Regions from separate parts of the Homo sapiens genome. Here region 2 is linked to region 1. Evidence: chromatin contacts called from ENCODE Hi-C or POLR2A ChIA-PET data. All regions are on one chromosome and are shown on one strand. The core of a region is the stretch at or near the end of the contact, and the rest is flanking DNA. Distances in the headings are between cores, read along the strand shown.

Evidence for each region. A loop is a pair of places that touch in the nucleus more often than their neighbours do. ChIA-PET counts read pairs that join two places held with the same protein, here RNA polymerase II (POLR2A). Pooled maps may share reads with other maps.
Region 2: a loop to region 1 is called in a map of PC-9, with 6 times the contacts of the local background. The contact joins the promoter of TM4SF19 here to the enhancer-like site in region 1. A Hi-C loop is called at or near these places in 1 of 168 maps with a recorded cell type or tissue (PC-9) and 1 of 50 pooled maps. POLR2A ChIA-PET finds 5 or more read pairs at or near these places in 2 of 52 experiments (IMR-90 and naive thymus-derived CD4-positive, alpha-beta T cell).

The regions. Positions count from the first base shown.
Region 1 is chr3:196,134,342-196,138,425 of GRCh38, reverse strand. No RefSeq gene overlaps it. Among named protein-coding and RNA genes, the nearest start is that of LINC00885, 6.3 kb to the left of the region's middle. RefSeq lists an enhancer at 1,876-2,676 and a silencer at 3,846-4,005. Within about 2 kb of position 1,670, at least 6 of the 41 ENCODE cell types and tissues checked have a DNase peak (open chromatin) inside an H3K27ac peak, as active enhancers do; they include PC-9, where a contact is called at or near this core.
Region 2 is chr3:196,336,402-196,340,485 of GRCh38, reverse strand. TM4SF19 (transmembrane 4 L six family member 19) reads left to right here and starts at 2,098. Exons shown (of 5, transcript NM_138461.4): 1 at 2,098-2,222. TM4SF19-DYNLT2B (TM4SF19-DYNLT2B readthrough (NMD candidate)) reads left to right here and starts at 2,066. Exons shown (of 6, transcript NR_037950.1): 1 at 2,066-2,222. RefSeq lists a silencer at 1,794-1,965 and enhancers at 1,714-2,008, 1,375-2,574.

The sequences.
Region 1 (4,084 bases), core at 421-2,920:
GACTTTTTCTCTATTTTTCAGATTTTCTACCATAAACATGTATTGCTTTTATAACTTTTTAAAAATATAATTTTGAAAAAGAAAAAGATTTGGAGGAAGAGCTTGCAGCAAATAATGACAAAAGACAAGGTTCATAAATAGCTAATAAGACTGATAAGCTAGGCCAGGTATGGTAGCTCAGACCTGTAATCCCAGCACTTTGGGAGGCTGAAGTGGGAGGATCAACTTGAGCTCAGGAGTTTGAGGCCAGACTGGGCAACATAATGAGACCTCGTCTCTACTAAACATTTTTTTTTTTTTTTGGGGACGGAGTTTTGCTCTTGTTGCCCAGGCTGGAGTGCAGTGGTGTGATCTTGGCTCACTACAACCTCTGCCTCCCGGGTTCAAGCAATTCTCCTGCCTCAGCCTCCCAAGTAGCTGGGACTACAGGCATGTGCCACCATGCTCAGCTAATTTTTGTATTTTTAGTAGAAACAGGTTTTCACCATGTTGGCCAGGATGGTCTCGATCTCCTGACCTTATGATCTGCCCGCCTCAGCCTCCCAAAGTGCTGGGATTACAGGCGTGAGCCACCATGCCTGGCCACATTTTTTTTTTAAATTACCTAGGCCTGGTGACACATGCCTGTAGTCCTAGTTACCCAGAAGGCTAAGGTAGGAGGATTACTTGAGCCTGAGAGATCAAGGCTGCGGTGAGCTGAGATCGCACCGTAGCACTCCATCCTGGCAACAGAACCAGACCCTGTCTCAAACAAAAACAAAAACTGATAATGAGCAAAAAATATGAACTAAATTTTATTCGAGAGGAAGTTCAACAGTGAATAACACCACACTGTACCAGATGAAACTGACAAGATGCAACCATATCAACAGCACAAAAGCCCGTGCCGAGTTGGTTGGAAGGTACTCACATGCTGCTAGAAAAGTGTAAATTATTCCACTCTGGGGAGCAATGTAGCCATAAAGAATTTGGGGCCGGGTGCGGTGGCTCACGCCTATAATCCCAGCACTTTGGGAGGCCAACACAGGTGGATCGCTTGAGGCCAGGAGTTCGAGACCAGCCTGACCAACATGGTGAAACCGTTTATCTGGTAAAAATACAAAAATTAGCTGGGTGTGAAGGCACATGCCTGTGGTCCCAGCTACTCAGGAGGCTGAAGCATGAGAATCGCTTGAACCCAGGAGGTGGAGGTTGCAGTGAGCCGAGATCACTCCACTGCACATCAGCCTGGGCAATACACTGAGACTCCGTCTCAAAAATAAGTAAGTAAATAAATTAAAATTATGTATAAATATGTTGTCCTTCAACAGCAAAAAGAAGAAAATATCCAGCAAGAGAATAATGAAGAAATAACTGATGGCGCATCAGCTTGGTGGCATATCAGGTTGCCATTAAAAATTCTACTTATGGGCCAGGCGCAGTGGCTCACGCCTGTCATCCAGCACTTTGGAAAGCCGAGGCAGGTGGATCACCTGAGGCCAGGAGTCTGAGACCAGCCTGGCCAATATGGCGAAACCCTGTCTGTACTAAAAATACAAAAATTAGATGGGCATGGGGTGGTGCACGCCTGTAGTTCCAGCTACTGGGAGGCTGAGGCAGGAGAATCCCTTGAACCCGGGAGGCGGAGGTGGCAGTGAGCCGAGATTGCGCCATTGCCCTCCAGCCTGGGCGACGAGAGCAACACTCTGTCCTGAAGGGGGAAAAAAAAAATTCTACTTATGAAGACTACAGGATTGTGAATGAACATTTATGATAAAAATATTACACAAGCAAAAAATAAATAATGACTCTGACTACAGCGAAATAAAATATGTACATGCCTGGACAAGCTGGAAGAACTAGACAGGAAGAAAACAACCTTGTTGGGCTCGAATGCTGAGATCATAGGTGGTTCGTTTTTCCTTTGCAGTTTTTTTTAATGCCTTTATATTGTTTATACAATAATTCTTTTGAAGAAGTCAGGATGTGGGTGAAGGGTTGGAGTAAGGTGGAAAATGTACCAGCATGCCTCGTCTCCTCCTTCTTGGAAGTCTGTGCCTCCAGCCTCCTGCTTGGGGTTGTCACTGCCCCACAGCCTGGGAGACTGGAAGGGAGCCGGTGAGGTCAACTCCATTTCTGTGGCCACTGGCAGGCCCTGGTGCCTGAGGCACTGCAGAAACAGACATGCTGGCTGCTCCCTTTTTCTCAGCCCACCTGCCTGCTGAGTTCTTTACATATTTTATCTCGATTTAATCCTTACAGAACTCAATGAGGTAGGTGCCCAATGAGAGTCGGGCAAGTTACCCAACTCTCAAAGCTGGAGAGCTGGGTGAGTTGCCTGAGGTCACACAGTGGGTAGAGAACACAGCCAAGTTCAAGGCTCTGCCCTTCACCTCTGTTTCCCACTGCTGTGCTGAGCTCACCAGGGAGCTATGCCGCCCAGCTGGCTGTGCAGTGGGGCAAGCTCTTCAACCTCTCCAGTCTCCTATGCACTCTTCGGTGATAAGTCGAGGGGTTCTGGGGAGGAATCTGCCTCCCTGGACCTGGACTCAGAGCTCCTCATGGGTCTGAACAGTGCAGAGGATGGTTGGACCATCCCCTCCACGGTCTCACTGTCCATCCATGCATTCAATTCACATCTGCAAGCTCTGTCTATGTACCAGGCACTATGCGACCTCTGAGATATGTGTACTAAGACACAGACCCCATCAGACAAAGGGAGGGACACACATCAACAGAGAAGTATCATGAAATATCCTTTCTTTTTATTTGAGACAGTCTCACTGTTACCCAGGTTGGAGTGCAGTGGTGTGATCACAGCTCACTGCAGCCTCAACCTCCTGGGCTCAGGGGGTCCTCCCACCTCAGCCTCAGGAGTAGCTGGGAGTACAGGTGCACACTACCACGCCCGGCTAATTTTTTTTTTTTTTTAGATGGGGTCTCACTCTTTGCCCAGGCTGGAGTGCAGTGGCACGATCTCGGCTCACTGCAACCTCCGACTCCTGGATTCAAGCGATTTTCCCGCCTCAGCCTCCCGAGTAGCTGGGATTACAGGCACCCACCACCACACCCGACTAATGTTTGTATTTTTAGTAGAGACGGGGTTTCACCATGTTGGCCAGGCTGGTCTCAAACTCCTGAGTTCAGGTGATTCACCCACCTTGGCCTCACAAAGTGCTGGGATTACAGGCATGAGCCACTGTGCCCGGCCTAATTTTTGTATCTTTTGTACAGACAAGGTTTCTCCATGTTGCCCAGGCTCGTCTGGAACTCCTGGGCTCAAGTGATCCTCCCACCTCAGCCTCCCAAAGTGCTGGGATTACAGGTGTGGGCCACCGTGCTCAGCAAATGAAATTCTTGATTCCAATGTCACCTGCTCAGAGAGGATGAGCTGGGCCATGTATTTAGAGTATCTCTGCACAGCCACTCACTGTCCTATCTCCCCGGTGCTTCGCATACATTTTTCACCGTTTGAAATTCTCTTCGTTACGAGTAAGTTCCATAAGGATGGGGACCTTGTCTTGCTCGCCTCTATTTCCCAGGGCTTAGTGCTGAGTAAGCCCTTCCTGAGTGTTTCCTGCTTCCTGAGTTATTGGGATGAAGCTGAGCAGAGTAGGGACGCACAGGACTGTTTCAGAAGGAGAAGAGGGCAGAGAAGTCTCTCCTGGGACAGTCTGGGAAAGGGCAGAAAATATACTTCTATTGACAAGAGGCCATGAAAACACTCAAGACCCTTCAAACCCAGAAGAGCAGTGACCAGGGCACTGGGACACAGTCAGAGGATCTGGAGTGAGAGATCTTGGCCGTAGCCCTGACCCCACAGGGAACCCGGAACGAGAGGATCCATGCTGGAGGGGCCTCCGAGCTCATTCCAGCCGACTTTTCACAGCTTCAGCGTCTGGACTTTGCCGGGAACAGACAGTCAGTGGCTCATGGTTTAGGCTTCCCCAGTTATAGACATACTTGGCTGGGGGCGGTGGCTCACGCCTCTAATCCCAACACTTCGGGAGGCCAAGGCAGGAGGATCGCTTGAGCCCAGAAGTTTGAGACCAGCTTGGGCAACATAGTGAGACCCTGACTCTATAAAAACATTAAAAAATGGCCG
Region 2 (4,084 bases), core at 849-3,348, 200 kb before region 1:
CTGCCAAAATTAAATATTCACCTGCCCTATGATAGCAATCCTACTCCTAAGAATATTCCCTGGAAAAATTAGTGCATAGTTCCTTCAAAAGACATGCAGAAGAATATTCATAGCAGCATTATTTATAACAGGCAAAAGTTGAAAATATAAATGTCCATTAAGAGTAGAAAAAGTTGTAATATCCAATGTAATAATACTCAGCAATAAAAGAAAAATAAATTACATGATGGATGAATCTTACATATAGAATATTGAGTGAAGAAAGCCACACACAAAAGCCATACTGGGCTGGGCGCGGTGGCGCACGCTTGTAATCCAGCACTTTGGGAGGCCGAGGCAGGAGGATCACTTGAGCCTAGGAGTTCGAGACCAGACTGGGCTACATGGTGAGACCCCATCTGTACACGAAATTAAAAAATCAGCTGGCGTGGTGGCGCTTGCCTGTGGTCCCAGCTACTCAGGAGGCTGAAGTGTGAGGATCACTTGAGCCTATGAAGGCAAAAGGCTGCAGTGAGTCATGATTGTGCCACTGCACTCCCGCCTGGATGACACAGCAAAACCGCCTTTTTTTTTTTTTTTTTTAAAGAAAACTGTTTGATTCCATTTATGTGAAATTCAAGAACAACTAAAACCTAATCAATTATTATAAGAGCCAAAATGAAAGTTAACACTGGGGACAAGGGATACGAATGACAGGCGACACAATGAAACCTCTGGGGATTTGGAATGTCCTGTATCTTGATTTCTGTGCTGGTTCACCAGGGTATACATGTAAAAATTCATCAGACTTTAACATTAAGATTTGTGCACTTTAGGCTGGGCGTGCTGGCTCACACCTGTAATCCCAGCACTTTGGGAGGCGGAGGCGGGTGGATCGCCTGAGGTCGGGAGTTTGAGACCAGCCTGACCAACATGGAGAAACCGTGTTTCTACTAAAAATACAAAATTAGCCAGGCGTGGTGGCACGTGCCTGTAATCCCAGCTACTTGGGAGGCTGAGGCAGGAGAATTGCTTGAAGCCAGGAGGCAGAGGTTGCAGTGAGCTGAGATTGTGCCACTGCACTCCAGCCTGGGAACAAGAGTGAAACTCCGTCTCAAAAAAAAAAAAAAGAAAAGAAAAGATTTGTGCACTTTACTGTATATAATATCTAGATGTTTAAAATGCAATGGGAGCATAGAGAAAGAAGTACCTAACTCGGAGTAAAGAAATCCTGGCAGACTTCACTGGGAATGTTTGAACTGAATCTTGAATAGGAGCTTGTCCATAGAGGGTCACGGATCTCCCACACAGAGAGCACCACAAAATCCTCAGCAATTTGGTGAGAGTATGGTACAAGATGATAGTGGCCTGGGGCTTGAACAAGAGGCTGAGTGCGGTGGCTCACACCTGTAATCTCAGCACTTTGGGAGGCTGAGGCGAACACCTGAGGTCAGCAGTTCGAGACCAGCCTGGCCAAAATGGCAAAACCCCGTCTCTATTAAAAATACAAACATTAGCCGGGCATGGTGGCAGGTGCCTGTAATCCCAGCTACTCAGGAGGCTGAGGTGGGAGGATTGCTTGAGTGTGGGAGGCGGAGGTTGCAGTGAGCCGAGATCATGCCACTGCACTCCAGCCTGGGTGACAGAGTGAGACCCTGTCTCAAAAAAAAAAAAAAAAAAAAGTTAGACGTCTAGTACAGGAACCATGCAACACATCGAGTCAGCCAAGGGCAAGGTAAGGAGAGTGATGAGGAAAAAGGGGTGGCTGCCCTGCTCGGTGCTGTTCTGTCAAAGAGCCGAAATTCTTCGCGGGGTGGCAGATGAGGACAGGAACAGCTGGGGTGTGGCAAGTGTTGCTGCCTGGGGAGAGCGGAGGGTGAGGTGTTTCTCACGGGTGCATCCAGTGACTCATCAGGACAGCGGAGCTCATGAGGCCATGTCTCCCGTTTCCTGCCTTAGAATCACATGAAAATGAGCAGAGGGTGGGTCATCAGGACAGGGCTCTCCGGGGAGCGGAAGCGCCTTCAATGCAGGCCTGTGGGCAGGGGCGTGGGGGCGCGCACACACACACGCCTGGGTGACCTCTACGTATATACAGAGCCTCCCTGGCCCTCCTGGAAAGAGTCCTGGAAAGACAACCTTCAGGTCCAGCCCTGGAGCTGGAGGAGTGGAGCCCCACTCTGAAGACGCAGCCTTTCTCCAGGTTCTGTCTCTCCCATTCTGATTCTTGACACCAGATGCAGGTAAGCAGAGATGAAAGGGTGAGGTGACGGCCAGGGAACAGCCTAGCCTCACAGATGAGAGTGCACGCTTCCACTCCAGTGAGCCTGGCTCTGCAGCTTGGCGTCTGTGTGACTTTGCGCCATTCACTTACCTTCTCCTGTTGCCTCAGTCTGTCAACTTCTGGCCTTTGCACCTAGAATACTCTTCCTGCCTAGTATCTCATCGTCCATCAAGTTTGGGCATGGGCAGCCCTTCCTCCGGGAAGCTTCGTTTTGCTTCTGCCAGATAGGATTAGGTTCCTCCATGTGCTTCCATGACACCTTAAGTTGGATGCCCCTGCCTGGTACTTACTGTTACCAGCTGTGAATCCAGCGAGTCTGCAGCAAACTCAATCCTTGCCTTCTCGGGGGAGAGATTCGGCTGAGGGGCAGAAGTGGGTTTAAGGCAGAGGGAGAGGCTGAAGCAAGTTTGAGAGCAGGAGTGAAGGTTTATTAAAAAGTTTTTGAGCAGCAATGAAAGGAAGTAAAGTACACTTGGAAAAGGGCCAAGTGCGTGACTTGAGACACCCAAATGTGCTGTTAGACCCTTGACTTGGCGCCTGCCTGCCGCACAGGCACTTGGGAGGGGCCGCATGCGCAGTGTGTTTACTGAAGTCGTGCGCATGCTCACTTGAGGCGTTTTTCCCTTACCCGCGGAGCAGCACTAGAGGAAGGTCACACACACCAGCTAAACTCCACCATTTTGCTTCTTAGTGTAGATGCTTGAGCCCACTCGCCCAATTCCTGAGCTCTTACCAGGAAGCTGCTGATCACCAAGTTCAGGTATTTTCTATCTATTGGGAGACTGTCTTTCCCAACGCTGGCTGTGACCAATATTATTTTAGAAAGACAGTGTAACAACCGCCTGGCCATCACCTGATAGTCACCTGACATTACTGGGGTAGAGGCCCTCTCCCGCCCTGCTCATGTCTGCTCTATTTCTTACCACACTTGATTAGAATTACTTTTTGGCCAGCCTGACCCACATGGCGAAAACCCATCACTACTAAAAATACAAAATTAGCCGGGCGTGGTGCATGCCTGTAATTCCAGCTACTTGGGAGGCTGAGGCAGGAGAATAACTTGAACCCGAGAGGCGGAGGTTGCAGTGAGCCAAGAGCATGCCGCTGCACTCCAGCCTGGGCAACAAGAGCGAGACTGTGTCTCAAAAAAAAAAAAAAAAAAAAAAAAAAAGAATTGCTTTTTGCGTCAGCAGTGTCCCCACTAGACTTTAAGCTCCTCAAGGAAAGGGATTACATCTTTTTCATCGTTATATCCCTAGCCCCCCAAGTGTCTGTCAGGTAGTGATCACTTAATAAATATCCGACTGAAGGAAGAATGAAAGAAAAGCCTTGCTGGGTGGCGAGGGAGAGACACAGATGTAGAGAATGTGCGGTCTCTTCCTCCATGGAATTGAGCCGATCACTTCTGTTGTTGCCTGGACATCTAGCCGATGACGTGCTCACCTAGCTAGGACCTCAGGACAGAACAAGGAACTCCCCAGCAGCCTGGTTTTAAGGTTTTACCTTCTGATCTTGCTTGTCTCTTCAGATATCAAATTAGGCCACCTCTTTGCTAACCTCCTGGTTCACATTTTTGGAAGGGTTTCTCCAAATGTTATAATTTCTAGGGGAATAAAGTCAGGAGGAGGGGTGAAATTCACACGAAGCCGCAGTGCGGCAAGTGCTTTTAGTGTTTGATTGGCGGACAGCCAGGGCTCTGAATTCCACTCATCCAAAAGCCATGCTCCAGCTGGTAGTTTTCCCTCGCTGTCCATCATTTTTAGTTTCCCCTTTAAGAGTTTTCTGGGCTGGGCGCTGTGGCTCACACCTGTAATCCCAGCA